Linked DNA regions of Homo sapiens: region 1 is linked to region 2. A link is a loop called in an ENCODE intact Hi-C map of the cell type or tissue named here. Cell type or tissue: CD14-positive monocyte. All regions are shown on one strand. Each heading gives the region's core, and the rest is flanking DNA. Links, peaks and the distances in the headings are about the cores only.

Region 1 (11,459 bases), core at 1,872-9,871, 1.4 Mb after region 2:
CATCCTTTTTAGTATTTTTTAATTTTTAAAAATGTTCATGAATATTTGAAGATGTTTACGTTTCCATGATAACTACATTAATTTTACCCAGTGCTTTTTAAATTGAATTCTGTGAAGAATTGCATTCATTTATATTTAGAAACAGTACATTCAGAAAGAAAACAACCAGCTCTTAAAGGTCCTCATAAGCATCTCAAGGAGTTTGCATCTTTTTTTGAGGTCAGTGTGCTTAAATGCATTTCTTGAGGTTGAAAATGCTTTGAAAAACAGAAGAAAAATAGTCATATTTGAAATTACAGACATTACTTTGTTTACAAAGTGAAGGGTGATTGAAACAAAGGAAGGCAAGCTCCGAAACAGGAAGTTCAGTAATGCAGCTGTTACTATCTTCAAGTTAAATATAAAGGGGGAGAATATGCCTAAATGAGGAACACAGCAGTATGGATAGATAAGTGGACAGATTTTAAAACTAGTAGGATTTAGTGTTGAGCGAGGAATGAGTGAAGCACTGGGATTTCCAGCTTTCATAATTTGTTCACCACATCCAGGGACCAAAAGTTAATACGCTATCTGTACTGCGTGAAACACAATGCAAATCCAGAGCACATAATACTATGTAAATGTACTTATGACAGAATTATGCTAAATTTAAAATGCAGTATGCAAATGTCATAAGCATGTTTTGTAAACAGAAACAATAAACAGAGAAAATAAAATATATCTAAAGCTATCACGTCAAAGGAAAACCATATATCTAATTTAATTTACAGAAAATAATAAAATGATAAGTAATTAAAAGTTGCTCCTTTTTTACTATTGTACGTAATAATTATTTTTTAAAAATACCATTTTTTGAGCATTTGCTTGAGCAAATGCTATGTGCCTTTCACTGTGTTGACTCCCACTAATATTATTTACTTGCCACAAACTTCCCTTTAAGTAGGACTGTTTCTAGTATCCTTCTTTCTATTTATTTTCTTACCAGTTAAGGAAGCTGCCGCTTACAGAGATAAATCACTTGCTGAAAGTCATTTGTTTCCTAGGAAGTGACAGAGCCAGAACTGATTTGGAAGTTAACTTTCTTTTTCTTGTATCCTTCACTATATTGTGCTTATATTCAGTACTAACTACTGTCAATTAATAAATAACATCTTTTGGTGCCTCAGAGGAGAGACAGTAATTATAGAAGAACAGAAAATATATCCAAAAACAAAACAATACACAAAAGCACAATACATTATTTCGAAGACCATTACTTTAAAGAACTCCTAACTTCTATCATCAACAAAAACAACTGATAGTTGTTGAAGGTTCAAGAAAAACTTCTTGGTTATGTATTAAAATCTATGGGCCTATGCTGATATTCATGTTCTGACTACATCTATCAATAGCAATAATGCTTGTTTTGGTTATAAAAATTGTAATTATGAATGTGAATGTCTCATTTTCAGCCAAGAATACCATTCTTCTTTTATTTGGGATCATTTGGGTCACTTGGAGAGCTCCAAATATGAGAAATCACTTTCTTTCATTCATGATTCTTTTGTACAAAGTACCACATTCTGAACCAAGTACCACAGGATATGTCTCAGTACAACTGAGCCTCCAAAGTCCATTCTAATGTTGTACTTGATGACCTCTTTCTCTCTTGTCAATAAATATAGATGAAATCAATTGTGAGGCAACTGGGTTATTCAGGGAAGCAAACATGCTAAATATAGCAGAGTATGATGGTAAGGCTGAGAATTTAAGAAAATAATCTAGTTCATGCACATTTACATGAAACAAAGCCTAAGTCTGTCAATTAGAATGAGCTGAAAGCCAAAGTTGTGCTGAGTGCTCTCAGCACAATTAGCATTTGTATTTTTAGTAGTAGTCCAGGGCCCATGAACAGTGCCAGCATCACTTAAGATAAACCTGCTAGTCAGATAATCTGTGCTAAAAATAGTTAACTGAAGAAAAGCAATTTCTCTTTTTGACACATAGTCAAGTACCTTCTAATACAGGGTGATGGGTTTTTGGCAGTAAGAGTAGTCAGAAAAAAAGTGTTCCACAGTGAGAATTCATTCAGTTGGGTTCAGCAAGTAGAAGAAAACACAAGGGGTTATTATATTGGAGAGTCAGACATTGTGGCCAAAGGACTTTGAACTTCACAGAACACCCCTGTATTTCAATTCCAGCTCTAATTCTTGTTAACTAGATGAGCAAGTTTTAAAACCAATTTTAGACCCAGTTTCCCCAGAAAGTGGGATTAAAAACAGCTGCCTCACAGAATTATTGTGAAGAAAATGCTGGCACAGGACCTGCACATAGTACCAATAAGCACTGGCTTCCAACTCCTCTTCATCCTTCTTGCCCTTCCATCACTTCTGTTCATTCCCAATTAATATTATGGCTAAGGTAAGAGAAACCACATTCAAATTATATCAAGGCACCATATACATTGTCAATTTCTCTTGCTCCAGAGGTTGCCTTCTTCTTTCTTCCGCAGTGAACTCTGCTACACACTCCCCACCCCCAACACACCTGTCATTTGCTACCCATGCCACTCATCTCATAGTAATCTGCTTTCCCTGTCCTATTCACCATCAGTACTTTTGTTAGATAAGATATTTTGTGATCAGGGGTTCAGAGGAAGAAGAGATTCATTTGATGCCTCAGTGCAATAAACAATTAGGTCAGGGGCTATAGAAATATTTCCTTAACTCAAAAGCTCTGAAGAATATTGTTCTCCTTGTTCTTAGCCTCTAAAGCAGGGGTATCCAATCTTTTGGCTTCCTTGGGCCACACTGGAAGAATAAGAATTGTCTTGGGCCATACATAAAATTCACTAACACAAATGATAGCTGATGAGCTAAAAAAAATTGCAAAAATTCTCATAATGCTTTTTGAAATTTATGAATTTATGTTGGGCCACATTCAAAGCCATCCTGGGCCACATGCAGCCCAGGGGCCATGGGTTGGACAAGCTTGTTCTAGAGCTAGAAAGGGTTTAAAGCTCAAGAAGTTTACTACTACAGTCTCTAGTCAGGTTTGGAGACTGAGAATCTCTCAGCCTAACAGGAAAAAGAGAAGTGCTAATGGCATATTTTTATGGCTGACAAATGTTGAGCATGCAACATAGCTTGGGAAAAGATCTAGAATAGTCATTAAGAGTCAGAAGTTCTAGCCCTCACTCCACCCATGTTTTATCTGTGTAACCTTGAGCAAGATAGCTGTCTCCAAAGGAAAAATAAAATGTACATTTGGATTCAAAGATTTCCAAGAAAATGATTTTTTATGATTCCATACATAATTTTATTGGGAATTTATTTTATTTTATATAAAACACAAACATAGCACTTATAATCACTGTTGCAAGAGCTTTATACCTATGAACTTCTTTACCATAATAGCTCTATAAAGTAGGCACTACAATTATCCTCATAGTATGAATGAAAAAACTGAAGCCCATAGAAGTTTGGTAATTTGACCTAGGTCACACAGGTTTTAAGAGGTAGAGCCAGAGTTAGAAAATATCAGATTAGTTGCAGCATCTCTCTTTTTAACCACTATACTTGGTCATACTTAAAAGTAAGATGTTTATGTATTCATTTATATATTTTAGATATGCATTCTAATCACTGTACTGAAAAGGAACATATTTTAACTAATTCTTTCACCTACCTACTATGCCAATGTCTGGGGCTGCCACTGACCCTAAGTAATTATCAGCTGTGATGAGGAACATCCACAATTCTTCCACTGTTCTAGTCATTCATTCTTCTTTTTGGAAATGTGAGAGAAAATCTAACATTCAAAAATAATTAGCCTGTCTTTTCCAAGATCACAAAGGTCAATTTGCAGGTTAATAGTTAAATGCTTTCTTTTAATCACAATCCTCAAGAATAAAACCAATTATTTAAAATGTCTTTGAAGTGACTTTAACAGCAGATGTTTTTCCCTCAAAGAAACTTTTTTTTTTTCTGATGCTTTTCATGAATCAAATGTACTATACGGTACTCATCCTTTGAGGTGGTATGTTTCATGTCACCAAGAACCAAGATGTCCAGGCATAGACACGCGGTGGTTTGCCTGTCCATTTATTTTTATTTATTTATTTTCAATGTCTATAACTTCTTTGGTAGAGATGGGTCTCCCTACATTGCCCAAGCTGTTTTTGAACTCCTGGCCTCAAGCAGTCCTCCTGCCTCAGCCTCCAAAAGTGCTTGAGTTACAGGTGTGAGCCACCATGCCAGGTTGATCCCTGTGTAGGATATAAAGGTGTTCTTGTTCTGCTCCTCAAAATGTCTTAAGATATAATGATGAAAGAGAAAAGAGGGCATAGTATCATGCAAAGGCCTTTTGCTTAATCTTGTTTCTTCAAGAAGCTCTCTGATTCTCAATTTTCTGATTTTAAAATTGGAAATAATGACCCTGAACTCAAAGAGTTAATCTGAGGATTAAGAGAGATTATCTATGTAAATTGCTTAGTGCAGTATCTGAAACATAATTCAGTGGCTCACTAAATAGTAATTCCTCTTTACTCTCTTCTGTCACCTAGGACTGACCAAGATTTACATATATTCATTGAAATAATGGAATTCCATGATTTGCCCTGATTCTGCATCCACAACTTAGTTGCATTTAAAAAAATTACAATAGCACTAGACTTCTGTGTCATCAAGTTAAAATTGTATTGATCAACTAGTAAACACTTCACTGTGCTATGTACTGAAGATAATAATAAAATTATGAAATCTAGGTAATGTATACATTGAAGGAGCTAAAAAAATCCTGTTGAAAGACAAGGCTACCACTTTCTCTCCACTCCCCACAATCCTCTCTCTCTCACACACACACACACACACACACACACACACACAGTCCACCAACACAATAGTACCAGAAAGGAATATAAGGTAGTGGAATGGTTGGTCTTGATTACAGTCACTGGCAGGGTTTTTGCAATGGAAGTGGATTATAAGTTAGGCCTTGAAAGGTTGAATTTTTAGGGGCAAATAGGAGCAGGGAGATTTTTATATTGCAGAAACATCATCAGCTGTAAGTATGAAGATAAAAATAGGCATACTATTGGGATCAAGAGACTAGTCAGAATAAAAGTGGCCAAAACTTACGTCTGAGGCATGGGGTCCAAGGTTTTAGAGACATTAAGTCCTAGAAGTTAAGCTGAGAGATCAGGAGTACATGTACTGGGAGACACTGTAGATCCATTAGCTATTAAATCTACATGGTTTTTCAAGCATTGGTGCCTCAGATCTGGGAATTAATTTGATAAACCACAAAAACACAACTACTTCATACCAAAAAAATGAACTTAATTTTTAGGATTACTTTTGGTTCTCTCCAGCATTTGGGAGTCAGCACACATATACTCCACTGAGTCATCCACTTGCTCATCCATGACTCTTCCATTTGTAGAGCTCCTGGGCAAAACACTACCAACATTGGTTTGGGAACTATTATTTATAGTCCTGAGCTCAGCAGCATCTGAGGAAGAGGGGCCAACTGGGACATGGTCTTTCTTATGTTCTCTGAGGTCAAGGAGTACCAGTCTTTTCAGTGGAGCAGTAAAAATGATACCCAGGTTTTCCTGTCACTAGGTATGGGCACTGCATTAATTTCCTAGGGCCTCCATAACAAAGTACCCCAAACTGGATGGTTTCAAACGACAGTAATTTATTGACTTGTATTTCTGGAGGCTAGAAATCTGAAGTCCAGACATTGGCAGGGCCATGCTGCCTCTGAGAATGGTAGGGAAGAATCTTTCCTTGCCTGTTTTAACTTCCGGTGTTTGCCATCAATCCTTGTTGTTCCTTGATTTGTAGATGCATCTCTCCACTAACTGCTTCTATGTATGTCACAGGGCCATCCTTCTCCTGTGTGACTGTCTGTATGCATCTTCTCTCTCACAAGGATACCATTCATATTGTATTAAGGGCCCACCCTATACTCCAATATGACTTCATCTTAATTTGACTACATCTATGAAGACTCTATTTTCAGAAAATATCATATTGACAGGCACCAGTCATTAGGACTCCAACACAGCTTTTTTTGAGTGTCACAATCCAACTCAAAACAGAAACAATTAACTGAGAGATGGAAATAAGCCTTATGTGGATCAATAGAAACAGCTTTGCCTGAAGCTCAGGCATCTTGGGAATATGCTAGTAGTGGTGGAAAATTCCTGAGCCTCAGTTCTATCCTTCCACACTTACTTCTGCTTTTGAGAGCTGAGTTTTAGTTATAAGGTATATTGCTTGACTAAAAAAACTGCACAAGATTATGTGGAGATTTGAATTTATACATCCATTTCAAATTCATCACTACATTTGACTTTCACAACAGAATTTGTAAGTCACAAATTATTATTGCTGATGGTTTAAATAAAACTTGTTTTCTACACCAGAGTCTGAACTAATTGAAAAATGAAATAAAATTCTAAGCAGATCAGCATGTTATTGCCTTATCGCCTAATTATAGTCATCTAAGAATATCTATCATCCAGCTTCTTAAAACTGATAGACTTTCCCGCCCCTGGCAATTGGCTCTTCAGTGAGGCCTCTCTAAGGGAAAACCTGGTCCTTTTTACAGCCTCTTCCTAAAAAGAAAGGAGAGGTGCTGAACAGAGTGCATTCATGTTATTCTCCATAAATTTACCATTCAAATCACACTATTCCAATTTTTCTGGAGCAGAACAAGTAAAAGGGTAGAAAGAAGCTAGGAATGTTACCCTAATTGTGTTCTCATCACCTGCAAGGAAACATCAAAATTAGCAAAGAAACGTTTGTTCCCACCATTGATTACTAACTTTTTTTTTTTCAAATAAGAAAAATGAGGCTCAATCAAATACAATGATTTACTTAAGCTTTTTGGGCTATCTGCTAATTCTGTAAATTGTTCGATGCACCATCATTGCCTTCTCTTTGTATTATACACATGTTAAACATAATATGGTCTCTTTATGTTATGCTTGTCATATGGACTCTGTCAGATATGATTTTTATACCAGCAACCCCTGCTATCATGTATCTTGGATGATATAATTAATTCTTAGAAATCATGCTTTGCCATATTTTCCCAGTCAAAATGTATCACATGGCATCTTGAACTACAGTTGAACTCTGTAGTGCTCAGAATAACTGACTCTTGGGAAAATAAACCCTTTCTATTATTTTCAGAACAAAAGTTGAACCTTGTCAAAAGAAGTTAAGGATGTTAAGTTGCCCCTTTGCAGCAGGAGTCTAATTATAGCCAACAATTGGTAATGATTCTGTGAATATTATAGCCATCAGGTCTCATGTCTACAAAATCAACTTGTAAACATACTAAGATACCAATCATGCTTAGAACTGTCTCTTTGGTATTTCATAGCACTTAACACAATCATAAATTATAAGTATGGTATTTATTTTCTTGTCTATGTCTTGCATGAAAATGTAAACTCAATTAGGACAAGAATCACTTTTGTCTCTTTCATTCTTGTTTCCAAGCACACTTTTAGGCAAATTAATACAAATAAAGTGATTGAAGAAATATATGAATAAAACATTGTTATTGTTTATACATGTTGAACAATATAATACTTTCATATTTTAGGTGATTTACATATCTTTGAAGGTCTTAAGGCACTAAAATTTTTCTGACAGTTTTAATTTCCTTCCTCTTAGACATAAGAATTTAATATTGAGAGTAACAGCGTTTTATGGAGATACACATCTCTTGTCTCCACTACTACTACCACTGTATTTATCTTCCAATATACCATGTTCTGTTTGTTTTCTTTTTTCCTAATTCTAAGCATAGTCCTAGTCCTGTTTGGGATTAATCCATTCATGCCTGAAAACAAGCATTTGCAGATACTTGACTCAATTAAGCTGGTAAAATTTACCGAATGTCTACAACATTTCAGATACTATAAATAAAGTATTATCTGCTAATATTTGTATAATGCTAGAACAAAAGTTGGAAAAATATTTTTCCTGTCATTATTGAGTGTTATGGCCTTGGGTATTATCATTAATTTCTTTCAAAAAATAAAGACACTAAGATCAAGAAAATCTGGTTTCACAACTTTCTGTTCCCACTTGGTTCACACTTCATTATTAATAGGAACTTATATACTATAGTAAGCTGATTAAGAGAATTGACTTTGGAGCTTAAGTGGCTTCGATCTGCCCTCTGGCTAGCATCAACACCTGTTTGCTCTATGACTTCTCTGAACTTTGTTTCTTCACCTGTACATTGGGAAAGTTTCTTTAATTGTGACCCTTTATAGAGACATGCATTTATAAGAGATGATCAATTACCTTGGGGTTATTCTGCTAGTAAGTCAGTGGTAATCTGACAATTGTTGAAGCTATATGGCAATAGAGTGAAAATGTCATTACTTAGGGCTCCCATAGCAATTTCTAAGAATTCACTTTCTACATGGATAGCTTCTTGTGAATGTAGCCTGTCATGTTGTGTGGGTATTTCCCATGACAACATCTGTAATCTTTTACCTTTCCAGAAGCCCCTGTACTTGCTATTCTTATTCCCATTTCAACTCACCATCACAAGCATTTTGTGCATGAACTACTTTATGCAGACACTACTTTCTTTAGAAGGGCCTTTTATGCTTCTAACCTTGGTAATACATAAAAATTCACTGCCAGCCAAGGTTTAATCTTCATGTTATACAGACAGCCATGCCCACCAGACAAAATATCATTATAAAATATTGTTCTGTCAAGGGGTAATATTTTATCGTTTCTTGAGTCTTTCCAAAATTTCTAGTGTATTTGTTTGCCCTTGAAACTTTCAGTGAATAATAAATATCATCCTAGAATATAACCAATAAACATGTAAATTTTCCACTGGGCAAAAAGAATGTAATTTCCCTAACTATGAGAGGCACGTTTTTGATTAAATGATCTTTGGTTCCTAGGATCTAAAATATAAGAATGGATAAAGTCAGGGTGGGCCTCTTATGCTGGGACCTTGGAGCACTAAGCATTATGCAGAACTCTGTTCCCCCTTTCTCTTTCCTCCCTTCTTTCTCATCTTCACTATTGCTTTTCTCCCAGACAGATACAGATGGAGGCAGTAGCATGGTAACACCTCAAAATCAAGCATCCAGCAGCTGAATCCGAAAAACACAAGGAACAAGGTAAGATGCCAAAAGAAAAGGACCCAAAACAGAGTTCGTGTTTTCCAAAGGTTTTCAATTATATCCTTATCAGTCTCTGCAACTTCATTTGCTGTCCCCATTAGTTAGTTCCCTATTGGCTATGTTTGCAAGGTCATCATTTCTTAACATTATTTAAAAGACTTTAAAAGACTTTAACTATGTAATCTCTTTGCCTCTGGAGGTAACAATCCTAGTTTGTGTTATAAAGAGCATTGCATTTTGTTTTCCCTACAGCATTTTTAGATCCCTTATCTCATTAGGCCTTCATGACCCTTTGCAGCATATAGGACAGGAAATTTTGTTTCAGGTTACAAAATGAGACTTGGAGAAGCAGAGTGACTTACATGAGGCCAGAGATAATAAGGGCCTCAGCTCCTGTTTGCATCTGTAAACACACCTTATATCTTAAGGACACTCAAGGGGATTCTCAGAAAGCTCCTTAAAGTGATATGTTCAGAAAAGCATCCACGTAATCATGGTTCCATAGATTGGTCTGGGTTTCTGTATCTGGGACTGGAAAGGTCTGAGAATCTCTGGCTAAAATATGGTCACATTGCATTTGCTCTGCATTTTCCTAACTGGGCAACATGTAGGTAATAACTGCATCTGGAAGCATCCCCCAGATGAAATTGCAGCAGCTTGGGGGATGATTTATTGTCATTGTGACAGTCCTGTCTGATGGTCCCCAGAACCCCAGGAAGGAGTGTTTAGGCCACTGTAGCAAAAAACACTGGCACCCAGGAAAAGTCAGAAATTTCCCTCACTGTTTTAGATTTTCTCACTGCCTAACATACCGTGGAATAATTTTAGCATTCAATATCTGTCTTCAATGAAGGGATGTTATTCAAGAGTTGCTCTGAATGTTATAGAGGGAGCTATGATAATTGAGCACATACAGGTATCAAGTATTCAGCTTGATGCTTTAAATACATAATTTTATTTAATATTAGTAAAATTATAAGAAGTTGTGTTTGCCTACAATTTATAATATGAAAATTGAACTAAGGAGGTGACCATTTAGTATAAGTCAATCAAGTTTAAGATTAGCAAGGACAAAATTCTATTATAATCTGTTGCCTAAAATACAAGTTCTTCTCTCAACCAATAATGGTTTATTAAACAAACGGCTCTTAAATCTAACTATGTATCTATATATTGAATTTCCTGCCATTTTTTCTATGAAGCATCCTTTATTTTCCTACTTCAGCTTCATAGCCAGCATTATATTTTCACAGCTCCAAACTTTATTGCTACCAATCACATCACCATTCTTTCTCTACATTAGCATTTCTTAATGTTTGAGCTTTAAGCCTATGAGTCAATATAAGAATCCATATTTCTCCATGTATTTTCTCCATCAGTGGACCCTATTGTTGGAATAGTTTCATATTGGGTTCTGCAAAAATGTAACATTTCACTATCGACTTTTGAGGTTATAATACTGTAAACCACATCTCTAGATAGTTATGATAATTAAAACTTTGGTTGATTCGACTCCTATTATGTGTTTTCTAACATTATGTGATGTAATATTTGCAACAAGCCTACATGTTAAGCAGTATTATTCACAATTTACAGGGGGTAATCTCAAATTCAGAGGAGTTAAACAATCAGTCAAAGTTGCATAGATAGTAAATGATAAGGCTTCCATCTGAACACAATTCTGGTCAACTTTGACATCCATTGTTGTTCAGTGCTAACTTCAGGTCTTAGAATCATGCAATGTTTTCATGCAAGGGTGTGTCAGGATCTTCTTTGTTTTATAAATATTAAGTTCTGATATAGATCCAAGCTACAGACAGAACTTTAGCTCAGAGGTTTAAAAATCCCAGAAAATATGTCATGAAACTCAAAATTTTAATAATATTAAAATATTTTAGTAAGGTAATTCTATTTTTCATCAGAAGCAAGAGATAGTACAAGAGTAGCTGATGCAAAATCACACTGCCAGCAAAAACAATTCTAACTCTTTCTAGATAAGCCCCTGCAATCAATATGTTATTAAGCCAGAAAAAATATCTAGCAATGCAGGGAATATAAGTTTACATTAATGGCCAGGGTCTTGGTCCAGCCTGCTTACACTCAAAATTTATCTTGGATACATTGAATGAATGCTTACTATGAGAAAATTGGCTGTTGAGAACAGGAATCTGCCTCAAAATGTTAAGATCTATTTATAAGCTTAGCTAACATTCAGGTATTTCAAGACAAGCATAAACTATAAATCCTGGATTATATACATGTGGTAGAGACAAGAAAAAGTGTGAAAGATGAAGCAAGCTTT
Region 2 (11,459 bases), core at 1,263-9,262:
CAAGGAAAAATTTTTTTAGGTAGGAGAAAGAACGCAGGCACAGAAATAGAAAAGTGTGGGGCATACCAAGGAACTAAAAGTCAATAGCAGTGTGTCTAGCTATTTATTGGTCATGTCTGGGACTGTGCTAAGAGCTCTTTTCAAAATCAACCTTTAATCTTCACAGAAACCCTGGAAGGTAAGAAATCTAGCCTTAGACAGGTTAAATAATTTGCCCAAGTGCCACAATTTGGAGAGGAAAATGAGACTCAAATGGGTCTGATGGGCCCCAGAGTCCAGCTCATGACTAACAGTCCTGCAGAGAGAGTTGTCATTATGGATTCAGGCCCCAGATTTCTTTTATTTTCTCTCTTTGCTGCTGGAAGCTTTCTGTATGCAAGGTCAATTTTTGTGTCTTTTATTACAGGTGCACTGAGATTTTAAATTTACCTTCTGCAGCTCGGAGATTGTACAATGAAAAGGGGAAGGAAATATTTGCCTTAAAAGACCTGCAAAGAGATGAACTGGTAAAGACATGGATTTGAAACTGGCAATATTAATTTATTAATACCCCATCCAAGAAAGAATCCCCTTAAATATAAGTCTTCAAATGCTTACCATTTTAATTCTTATTTTCTCTCAGAATTATCCTAACTGAGCAAACATCAGAAAGTAATACTAACAGCTAACATTATTCAGAGCTTCCTATATGTCTGGCATGGTTTTCAGAGTGGTATATAAATTAAACTTTTTTTTTTTTTTTGAGATGGAGTTTCACTCTGATACCCAGGCTGGAGTGCAGTGGCGCAGTCTTGGCTCACTGCAACCTCTGCCTCCCATGCTCAAGCAATTCTTCCACCTCAGCCTCCAGAGTAGCTGGGATTATAGGCATGTGCCACTATGCCTAGCTGATTTTTTGTATTTTCGGTAGAGATGGATTTCAACATGTTGCTCAGGCTGGTCTCACACTCCTGAGCTCAGGTGATCCACCTGCCTCAGCCTCCCAAAGTGGTGGGATTACAGGTGTGGGCCACCGCGCCCGGCCGAATTAATCTACTTAATGTTCATCATGATCCTAGACTCTAGAAATTAAGGAAGAAACTGGAGAAGGCCAAATTGTTAATCCTTTGTAATTTCTATCTCCTGCTCTGAAGGAGGTAAATTCTCTACTCTTTTTGAGACCTTCAAAATGTAGTTGTTTAATGGTTTTTTACTAAATGGTAATTTCACTTTTTCAGGACAAAATTATGTCTACTTTTTTCATACACTCTATTTGGTGACTGGAGAAGGCTGAAAAGTGGAAGGACTTTAGCAGCCCAGCCTTCCCCCTCATTTATAGAATTTGAGGCATTGGTTTGAAAAATTAAAAAAAAAGATACCTTCCTTGATTGATGCCTACAATTCTTTGAACAGAGAACAAAGCTTCTACCATTTCGTCAGAACTCAACTGAGGCCCTGAACCTAAATACTGGAGAGAGTCTTAAACAGAAGTATCAATGGCCAACATCAGAGGCAGAATCGCAGGGTGGAGAGTCTGTTGTTCTCAGAGACTGCTAGATCTCATTTTGAATCCTAATGCCATCTCTCCAAGTGTTTTGTTTGTTTGCTTTTAGTGTTTTTGTTTGGTCTGCTGTGCTATTCACTGTGGGTTTTTTAGAGAATGAATTTAAGGTAGATTACATTAAATCATACAATACAAAAAGTTAATTTAATGGTAAGTATAGATGAGGCCACCATGGCAAAGCAGGTATGAGTGGAAGGAGGATAAGATGGAGCCAGGAGTGATTGTATATTTGCTAGAAACTAATCTGTCACTGCTCTGAAGAGTAACATGAAGATGGAAACATAAACAGTTAGTTACATGATTAAATATGTCCAAAAGAGAAAAAGAAATCCGTTGTTCAAAATAAGAAATTTTTGCCTGGGTGCAGTGGCTCATACCTGTAATCCCAGCACTTTGGGAGGCCGAGGTGGGTGGATCACCTGAGCTTAAGAGTTCAAGACTACCCTGAGCAACGTGGCGAAACCCTGCCTCTACTAGAATACAAAAAATTAGCTGGGCATGGTGGCAGGTGCCTGTAATCCCAGCTACTCAGGAGGCTGAGGCACGAGAATCACGAGCCCTGGAGGCAGAGGTTGCAGTGAGCCGAAAGCATGCCACTGCACTCCAGCTTGGGCTACAGAGTGAGACTCCATCTCAAATAATAATAATAATTATTATTATTATTATTTAAAGTTTCCCCTGGGTCTTCATACACAAAATGTCGAATGTTTGTAATAATGACTTTGCAATGATCAGAAAAGGCAGCACTGAGGTTCTCTTTCTTCTTACTGAGCCTTTCTCAATATATCACTTTCTTTTCTCATCTTTAAAGAAATATTTATCCATTTAAGGACATTTAAGAAATACATATAAGCAAAAAAAAAAAAAAAAGGAGAAGAGGAAAAGTATTATCCATAATCTTGTCACCTGGCAATAGCCACATTGACATTTTGGTGTTTGTACTACAAATTCATTTATACCAGGGGTCATTAAATGTTTTCTGTAAAGAATGAGATAGTAGATATTGTAGGTTTTGTGGGCCATATGGTGCCTGCTGTGCATCAGCTCTGCTCCTGATGCATGAAAGCAGCCATAGACAACGTGTAAATGAATGGGAATAGCTGTGTTCTAATAAAACTCTACTCACAAAAACAGGCAGGGGACCAGATTTGGGTTTTAGGGATAGTTCGCCAATCTCTAATTTTGCCAATCTGTAATTTACTCCTTCCTTCCTTCTTTCCTACCTTCCTCCGTCTCTCCCTCCCTCCCTCCCTTGCTCCCTTCTTTCCCACCTCCTTCCCTCCCTCACTCCCTTCCTCTTTTCTTCCTTCCTTCCCTCTTCTTCTTAAACAATTATTTTTTAAACTTTAATTTTGAAATAATTATAGATTCACAGGATGTTGCAAAAATAATATGGTAATATACAAAGATAGTATTTTCACTTAATACAAAACTCTTGAAATTCATCAAAGTTGTTGCCTTTATCAGCAGTTTGATTTTTTTGAAAGTACTGAGTGGTACACAGTTTTCTTTAATCATTCACCTATTATATTAATAGGACATTTTGATTTTTTTAATTGTTTCCAGTTTAGATTATTACAGATAATGCTGCTGTGACAATTATATACAGGATAAGAGATGCTTTGTTTGATAGGTGTATGTTTCATGTGGAGAACTCTGGATCAATCCTGACCTGTCCATTGCTCAGCAAAAGAAACAAATATTCCTGAGGAACCTAGAATCAGACATTGCCAAAATTCAAATCTTCTGCAGCACACATAAAATAGAAGGTAAGCATTGGAATTATTTACCTTAATATATTCAGCCAAAATGAAATGCTTGATGATATTGCTTTTTAAAAAGTCAAAGTTTGTTTAAACAAGTAATATTTCACCTCTGCATCTTGCTGTTTAACTCTTTAAACTAAATTATGTGTTTGACAGGGTTGAGTATTTTAGTTCACACTACAGTTTGAATGTGCAAAGAGAACATCATCTTTTTATTTTGTCATTAACAGATCTGACCTTCTTTGTGAGCCTTATGCATTCTCTAATCATGTTTACATTTTGTTCCATCCATTAATTTAATTAGTCCCTTTAGGGAGAGCTTTCAGATTTCTCTATCTCCAGAATCTCACGTTAAGTTCCACTCTAAGATAGAAAAAAAGCACTTGGGTTGCAGATCTTCTTGCTTCCTGGGCTCTACTGTCTGAAGTCGATGACTGGAGTGACTTATGGTTCCTTCTGTTGGTTCAGACGATACTCTGGGTGGGTGTGCTACCTCCCTGATTCAGCCTTCTCTCTGCTTCCTGTGGCCCTCTGGAGCCTGACTATGACTGAGTGGTCATCTCATCACCTCTGCAGTCCTTGCTACAGAGCCACCTCACCCCTGCTTGGCATCCACTTTTGGAAAGCTCCCCAAAAAGATTCTCAGCAACTCCTGGGTCTTAGCTGCACCTCCCAGAAACCAGATCCCAGTTCACGTGGCTGGCTGTGCCTCAGATTGGAGTAGCAAGGGTAGCTCAAAAGGGGACAATGGGCAGTGTCCTCACTGTTTCCCCAGTTTAACTAAGATACCCAAAGTGAAGCCTGTAGAGAGAATCAAGACATGCTGTGCTAGTTTTCTGGCTTTCTCTGTCTTGTGCCCCAGATCCCCTCTGGCCCAGGAGTGATGGTTTTTCTCCAGGTCAATCCTGAAGTTAAACTCTTGATACAGTAAGTGGGAGCTACAGGCTTTTGGAGAAACCATAGATCATGACTGTGTCATCCTGACTTCCACGTTCGATGGCAGTATGCTGTTTGAATGTCAAAAACTATCTTTGGACTTTTGCTTTTCTTTTATAAAAGTTCTAATTTCCTCATGATCTTCCTCCTTCCATTAAGTTTTCTCCAGGAACCAGGACAAAAGTCCATATAGAGAAAAGAAAAAGAAAAAAAATTAGTATAATTTAAAACATTGCCCTATTATATATATTGAACACCGTGTAGTAAAACTTTGCATGTGTCATTCAAGGCTTTCTCTGGGACTGGGACTGGGACTTCCACTGATGAGTTTTGGATCCCAGAGAATGATCTAGAAACATATATCTAAATAATGTAGCCCATTTGAATAATTACGATATATGATAATTAACTGATCTTTGGAAAGACCAATTTTTAGTATTTTTGACTAAGAATATCTTGAGAGTAAAGAATCTATAAAAATTAAAATTAAATTCAACTGAGTTTAATAAGTAACCTATGAATAGACCAAATAGATGGAATTATTTTGCATTTGTATTTTAGTGTGTGTTTTTAAATTCCTGATGCTCTGCAATTGTAAGTAATATGTCTTTGCAATTTGTGAATTTCTGCTCAGCTCTTGTTTTAGAAGTCCAAAGTGACATTGTATCTGGAAGCAAGCTTGCTGTGCATAAACCTGTAGCAATTTTTGGAGAAGAGAAGCAAGTTACAGAACCGGAAGAAAAGCAAATGCAAGAAGATCCTCTAACAACGGAAAATGCTTCCAGTGAAATTCTGTAAGTAATCAGTGTAGCCTGAAAAGCTACCTGGCTGCTTTTTGAACTCAGCTCATTAGCCCGATAACAGCACAGAGCCCATGCAGGGAGCTCATGCCAAGTTTGTGAAACTAATGGCAGCTGAAGAGCTAGTATTTAATTAGTTTTCCGGCAAAATGATACAACTACAGCTTCGATGTTCAACCATCACAGTGATCTATTTTCAGTAATATTGTTACAATGTTATTATTTTTAAGAGGCTAGAATTTTAGGATAGTAGGCATTTATTTGAGGAATTCATCAAATTTTGTTTCCATAATCATTGACTTCAGGATAAATTAAACTTCTTCCCTAAGTTCAAGTTGACACATGTTAATATACAGTTATCTTTCTGGATCATTGAAATAGCTTTCTGATTTCTCTCTATTGCCGTAATATCTTCCTTCCAATTCCCCTCTAAGTTAAACTGTAGACAATTAACTTTCTAATGTACAATCCTTTTCACATAGTTTTTTAAGGGTACCTATTGCAGACAGAAAAACCTATTCATCTGGAATCCCAAGGCCTTCTGACCCTGGTTCATGCCTGTCATTGACCCTCATTTGCATTCCCATGCCCACTGTCTCTTTCTGCCACATGAATTCCAACCTCCAGCTCAGCAACGACAAGCTGTCGCCTGCATATTGCACATTCTGTTTATGTTCTGTTGCAGACCTCTGAGCCACATATGAATTTCTCTCCACTGCAGTGCCTTTACTTGCCCCGTACTTATCTGTAGAATGATACTTTAGCATTGAAGTCAATTACAGCAATGACTGTACGTGGCAATGTGCTTGTCAGTCCCTCTCCCCCTTGCCTACCCCTCCCTCTACCAGCCTGGGAACGTTGAGGGCAAAGATTCTGTCACATGGGTTCTAATTATCATTTACTGAATAAATGAATGAAAGATTGAATGTGTTTCCAAATTATAAAACCAAAAATACCTGGCCAATTACCTCTGCAATAATTGTGAAACTAATTTATATATCATTGTTATTAATTGTTTCTATCCTCAATTATAAGAATATGAACGTTTATTTTAGGAACCAAACTTCCTCATTTGGATGGGTGATTCAGTTGGTCCTATGACTGACACTAACAAAGGCACCAGAAGGCATTTTTCAGAGAGAATGATTGGTCCTAGATGGCATCTTTCTCAACAGTCAGGGAATTGACCACGAACTTTCACATCCCCTTCTAAAGAATGTGTCATCTAGCCTCTTAGTCTGCACTTGGAAAAAAATAAACAGAAAGTAAGAAAAAAGAAACATTTTTGAGAGCAAAGATCGTCATTGTTCTGAATCAGAGATTTCATGAAGGCCTGGAGTCCTTGAGGTTAAAAGTGATTGGGTTCTCTCAGAGTACAATGCAGGCATCTACTGCATATTCCAAGCAGGCTCTTTTGCTCAAGCCTCTTCTTGAATACTCCTAATAACAGAGAGATCACTGTTTTCAAGGAGGCCCATTCTAACATTTAAATAATTATTTAGACCATCTCCATCTTATTATTCCATATGTTTCTCTGTACTATGCCCTATACCTCTTCTACTTGGCAGCCCTTAAACTATTGGAAATATTTTTTAATATACAGGGTTATCTATTTTCCAGGCTGTCACTAGTCATTTGAACCATTTCTGATGACATGATCCTGAAATAATCCTAAATCATCTAATATCAGGAAGTCACTGTAAGATTTTTCCCAGACTTTCTTAAATGTGCTTGTTTGGAGTTTTTTGCATATTTGAAAAATGGGATGATTTAAGGAGGGACATGCATAAAGCCAGCAGCTAGAACATCAATCTAGAAGGATCCTTTTTGATTGCTTTTTTATCATAAAGGTGTCCGGCACAAACAATAAGAAAAATGGAAAAGAAATTCTAGTAGCACTTGCCTACTCTGTGCTTTGCAGGAAAAAAAGATTTTTGGAACACAGAGAGTGGGGGAAACTTTCTCATTTCCTCACTGAATCACAGGTACCTGCCCACCTCTTCAGCCTTGTCTAGAACTACCATCCCCTCACTCACTGCATACCTGTCACACCACTGTCTTTCTGTTCTTCAAGTGGGCTAACCATAATCTTGCTTCATAGCCTTTTCATTTGTTCTTTTCTCTGCTTGGAATGCTCTCCCTCTAGATCCTTACATGGCTGGCCCCTTTCTATTGTCTTTGTCTCAATTCAAACATCACCTCTCAGAGAAACCTTCTTTGACTCCATTGCTAACGTAAACCTTACCCCATCCCAGTCAATTTCCATTACAATATCCTATTTTATTCAACTTATGGCATTTATCTTGTTTATTCATTTACTTGTCTATTTAATCTCTCCTCTTCCCACTAGAATGTAAACTCCGTGAGCACTGATAACTTACCTGTCTTGTAGATGTTCAATAAATATTGATTAAAGGAGTGAATAACTAACGAATGGTTTGTTCTATGAATGAACAAATTAATAAAGCAAGATGGACTGAAAAATGACTGTTCTAAAACTGACTTGACTATACCTCATTTGCCAGGAAGTTCAAGAGCTGATAGAGAAATTCTGAGTAAGAAAGTTAAACATCTGGATTTGGGTGAAGAATCTTGTTTGCATCCTGCTAACTTTGTTAAAACTAAGAATGACTTTTTTTTTTTTCCTTTTCCCCAAAGAAATGGAATTGATGAGAAAGCTGTGCGTTTTATTTTTAACACAAGATGGCGCTGTTGTTTTTTTTAACTGTAAAGGGAGAGGTTTGCCTTCAGAAGCCGCTTGTGCTGCCTGTAGTTCTGAATGAGGCAGTGATTACCCACCAGTTTCATATCCACATGTAATACTTCTATTACATTTGAAAAGAGTACGGTCAGCTCTGCTAGCACAGGAATTGTCCCTGAAGATTTTGGTAATTTAATAATGCTTGTAGTTACATCAAATTATGACAAGCACCTTGGTGATCAGTCTGTCCCAGAGAACTTTATTTACAGGTACGCATACTTAGAGTGCTGAAATAGGCTTGCTGCTTTGCCTGTATATTTATCCTTCCTCAGTCAAGCAGTCCTCATATCACAATCCCACTGAAGGCAAATGTGCTCTCAACAGTGGCCTGGAACTTTATATATACAGATCTATATGGCGGCTACTGATCCCCTTTATATCTTCATTTTAGTAAGAAGCCAGAAGGCTGACTCAATTATTCAAACTATGACTATTTACTCTGTTTAGTATATTATTCTCTATCAAAAGCTGGCTCATATGTGCAGATGCTATTTGAGTTTCTCTAGATTTCTCTGTGGAGAAATCTTGGAAAAGTTAAGGTTTCTTAACCTTGTCTAATGAGTAAACTTTACAAAACCGGGTAATCTAGGCTGTACTGTTCCAGTCAGAATTATGACCCAATTATGGGGTAGAGAGAGGGAGTCTCATTACATGTTCATTGTGAATTTCTCAAACTACTGAGTAGTCAATCTTTATGATTTTTGAAATACAATACATAGTCCCATTTTTTTCTGAGTAAACATGACAAAGATGAATGCTGTTTATTATGTGATTGAGGAATTTTATTTGTAGCCTTATATTAAAAGATCTAAATGATGTATTAGTGAGATGTGAATTTCCAGTATTAGGCACCCTTATGGAAATAAGATTTATAGATCCACCAACATCCTGTGGAATATGATCAGACTACACCTCAGAAAAAAATTCTGTGAACACGAATGAGATTTCTTAGACTTATGTTTGCTTCTGAACCTTGATAGAGATTCACACGTAAGAGCTCATCTTCGAATGAAGGCTTGTCACACACTTCCCAGGTATGCCTGGCAGGAAACTTCACATGACTTTGATGAGGATGACAGTCTTCCAAAGAAAACGGAAAAAGGGCTCTTTGAAAATGTGGAACCACAGAAGAAACACAGGTAAAAAGTTGCAAAGGATTCCTCTTAAAGATTTCTGTCTAGTGTTAGTTTTCTCACCTTGGGACACATATATTCCCAAGAGTTTTCACTGCTGTTAGCTGCTGTTTCTATCAACATGCACATTTTTGTCTTATGTTTTTGATTAAAATATTTACAAAATTTTGCGGGAAGGTCCTTTACTCTTTGGTTTATTTTGTTCAGTGTATAATATCTTACTCATTTGTGTGTTTTTTTCTATTAAACAGTATGCTTATCCACCTTTGCCTCCTGACAACTTAGCACAGAGCCTATATATTTGTTGAATGAATGTGTGAGTGAACTTCTGAATAAGCATTTAAGATGCCCTAATGTTTTTAAGAAATTAAGAAAATGCAGTTTCTTCCTTTTTAGTTTAATGTTTTTTGTCAATGTCCAATGAAATGACAGGAATATATAGTACTTTGTATTATTTCATAATCTTTAGACATTTACTTGACATTACAGCAGTCACTGGAACACATGAATTAAACATTTTTGACACTTCAACATTTAGCACTAGGCCATGCACGTAGTAGGGGCTTAATAGATGTTTATAGATTAATTTAATTGACAATGTGTTGTGATATGTAATATGTTACTTCTGCTTAATGTAAGGTCCTTAAGACAGTCATTTAAATTATTAGTGCATCATTATTTTATGATATGCTATGACTTGTTAGAGGTGAGTTAAAAACTTGGAGAATGGTGTTCTGTTTCCAGGGATACTGTAGATAGAGGAAAGAAACAATCATAGTTTGAATAGAATTCCTTTATTTCTCTGTTTTTATTCTACATGCCCCTGCCCCCATTCTCTTACTTAATTTTAAATTTTACTTTTTCCTCTTTAAATTACCTTGTCAACTGAAGTTCTTTTTTCTTTGCTAACGAATTTTTCAAATATTCTCCTGGTAAACATTTATTTATGTTACAAAATAAGCTCAGAATTCTACTTCTTATGTCAGCTTAGAAGTGCAGTGCTGGTAGCATTGCCGTCATTCTAATGATATGGTCTATCATTTCAAGTTAACGTGTTTCACGTTGGAGCTCTCACCAACAGAACTTATAATCTCCAGCACATCAAGTGCATGATCAAGTGCATGGGACATTTTTCTGCCACTAATAGAGATTTCTTTATCTCAGCTGTTCACCAAAGCATAGTAAATTGCACAAGCATTGTCATCAGCAGTTCGAATACAGAGATGGGCAGATTATAAGCCATGCTGCTCCTCAGCTAGTCTTGGGGGTTCAAGGTCCCAATCTCCGATCAGGCATGGAGGTGGTTTTGGTGGAGAAGAAATCTGATGGTAGTCATCAGCGCTGGATACACCAGGAAGACAGCAGGTAATCCCATTATATTTGGGTTTACTATATCAAAAGGTGAATAGGATCCTAATAAGTCTAGCATGGTCCCCACAGAACAAGATGAACTATATCTGAGAATTCTGGGTCTTCTATTTAACTTAGCTGATAATTCTTTATCCTAGCCAAAGAAGAGGAAGGGAATAAAATCAAATGTAAATGCTAGGTAAGCTACATACAATTTATCCACAATCAGATTCAGAGGAGGAATGTTCCCTCTGATCTCCTGGGTATAGTTTTATCTGGCCATTGGGCTCAAGACTGAACTTGCATCAATGTCATTTTTATGAAATGAATAGATCAAATAAGAATTCTAAAACGTCCCCAATTTTCAAATTTTTTGATACTTTTCATTAACTTACTCCCCATCCTTCCCCCAACACACACCTTCCCTCTTTCCTCCACCTTCATAAAATAACCAGTTTGTGGTTTCCACTCACGCAGTATAAACTAATTCCTATCTTAGCAAATATATCAACCTAATTCAATGTCTGGTCCTGGATCCAAATTTGAACCAACTACAGTACTGTAAAAAAGTTATTTTTGAGATAATCAGGAGAAATATAAAACAGCTTGGCTATCTGATGACATTAAGGAAGTCCTATTAATTTTGTTGGGTCCAATAATGGTTCAATGGTAATGTTAAAAAAAAAGTCCTGATAAGTTGGAAACATTGTAGTATTTACAGATAAAATTAAAAGCTATCTTAGATTTGTTGTAAGACATTCTATCATAAATAAAAATTTTAAAAGTTGAGGGGAATGGATGAAATGAGAATGGCAGAATGTTGATGGCTGTTAGGTCCATGCTGGTTGATTACACATTTCTCTCTCTCTCTCTTTTTTTTTTTTTTTTTTTTTGGGTGCATATGGAACATTTCTTTAATCGAACAAAAAAGAAAACAATTCCCTGTTTTTTAGATTGGTTTGCTTCAAATTCTACCATTAGTGTGATATGGTGGGCCTCCAGGGACCTCTTTAATCTCTTGAAATAGTGTACAAAGTGTATGTTTGTGCATCGTGCAATTTATTTTTTCTGGGAAAGAGCTGAGATTTTCACTGGCTTCTCAAAAGGTCTGCGATGAAAAGGCTTATGAATCAGTACTTTGAGGGAGGTTGCACAAGCTTCAGCAGGCGG

Evidence for each region. A loop is a pair of places that touch in the nucleus more often than their neighbours do. Peaks named below come from ENCODE experiments on the same cell type or tissue, not always from the same donor. Only the 100,000 strongest peaks of a DNase experiment are listed, where the experiment ranks them.
Region 1: a loop joins it to region 2, with 6 times the contacts of the local background. A loop is called at or near these places in 2 of 110 quality-filtered maps.

What each region holds. Positions count from the first base shown.
Region 1 is chr11:29,528,983-29,540,441 of GRCh38, reverse strand. It overlaps LINC02755 (long intergenic non-protein coding RNA 2755), which reads left to right. Exons shown (of 4, transcript NR_183754.1): 2 at 9,072-9,154. Among named protein-coding and RNA genes, the nearest start is that of LINC02755, 60 kb to the left of the region's middle. In CD14-positive monocyte, for the core only: no CTCF peak of the experiment used is centred there; no DNase peak of the experiment used is centred there; H3K27ac peaks cover 719 bases.
Region 2 is chr11:30,914,356-30,925,814 of GRCh38, reverse strand. It overlaps DCDC1 (doublecortin domain containing 1), which reads left to right. Exons shown (of 39, transcript NM_001387274.1): 23 at 407-506; 24 at 3,177-3,312; 25 at 4,880-5,039; 26 at 8,787-8,945; 27 at 10,104-10,304. It overlaps LOC105376611 (a long non-coding RNA gene), which reads right to left. Exons shown (of 5, transcript XR_007062642.1): 5 at 3,501-4,408. Among named protein-coding and RNA genes, the nearest start is that of LINC02859, 190 kb to the right of the region's middle. In CD14-positive monocyte, for the core only: CTCF peaks have their summits at 7,529 and 7,731 (motif pointing right); DNase peaks (open chromatin) are centred at 5,864, 6,204 and 7,784; H3K4me3 peaks cover 1,270 bases; H3K27ac peaks cover 3,858 bases.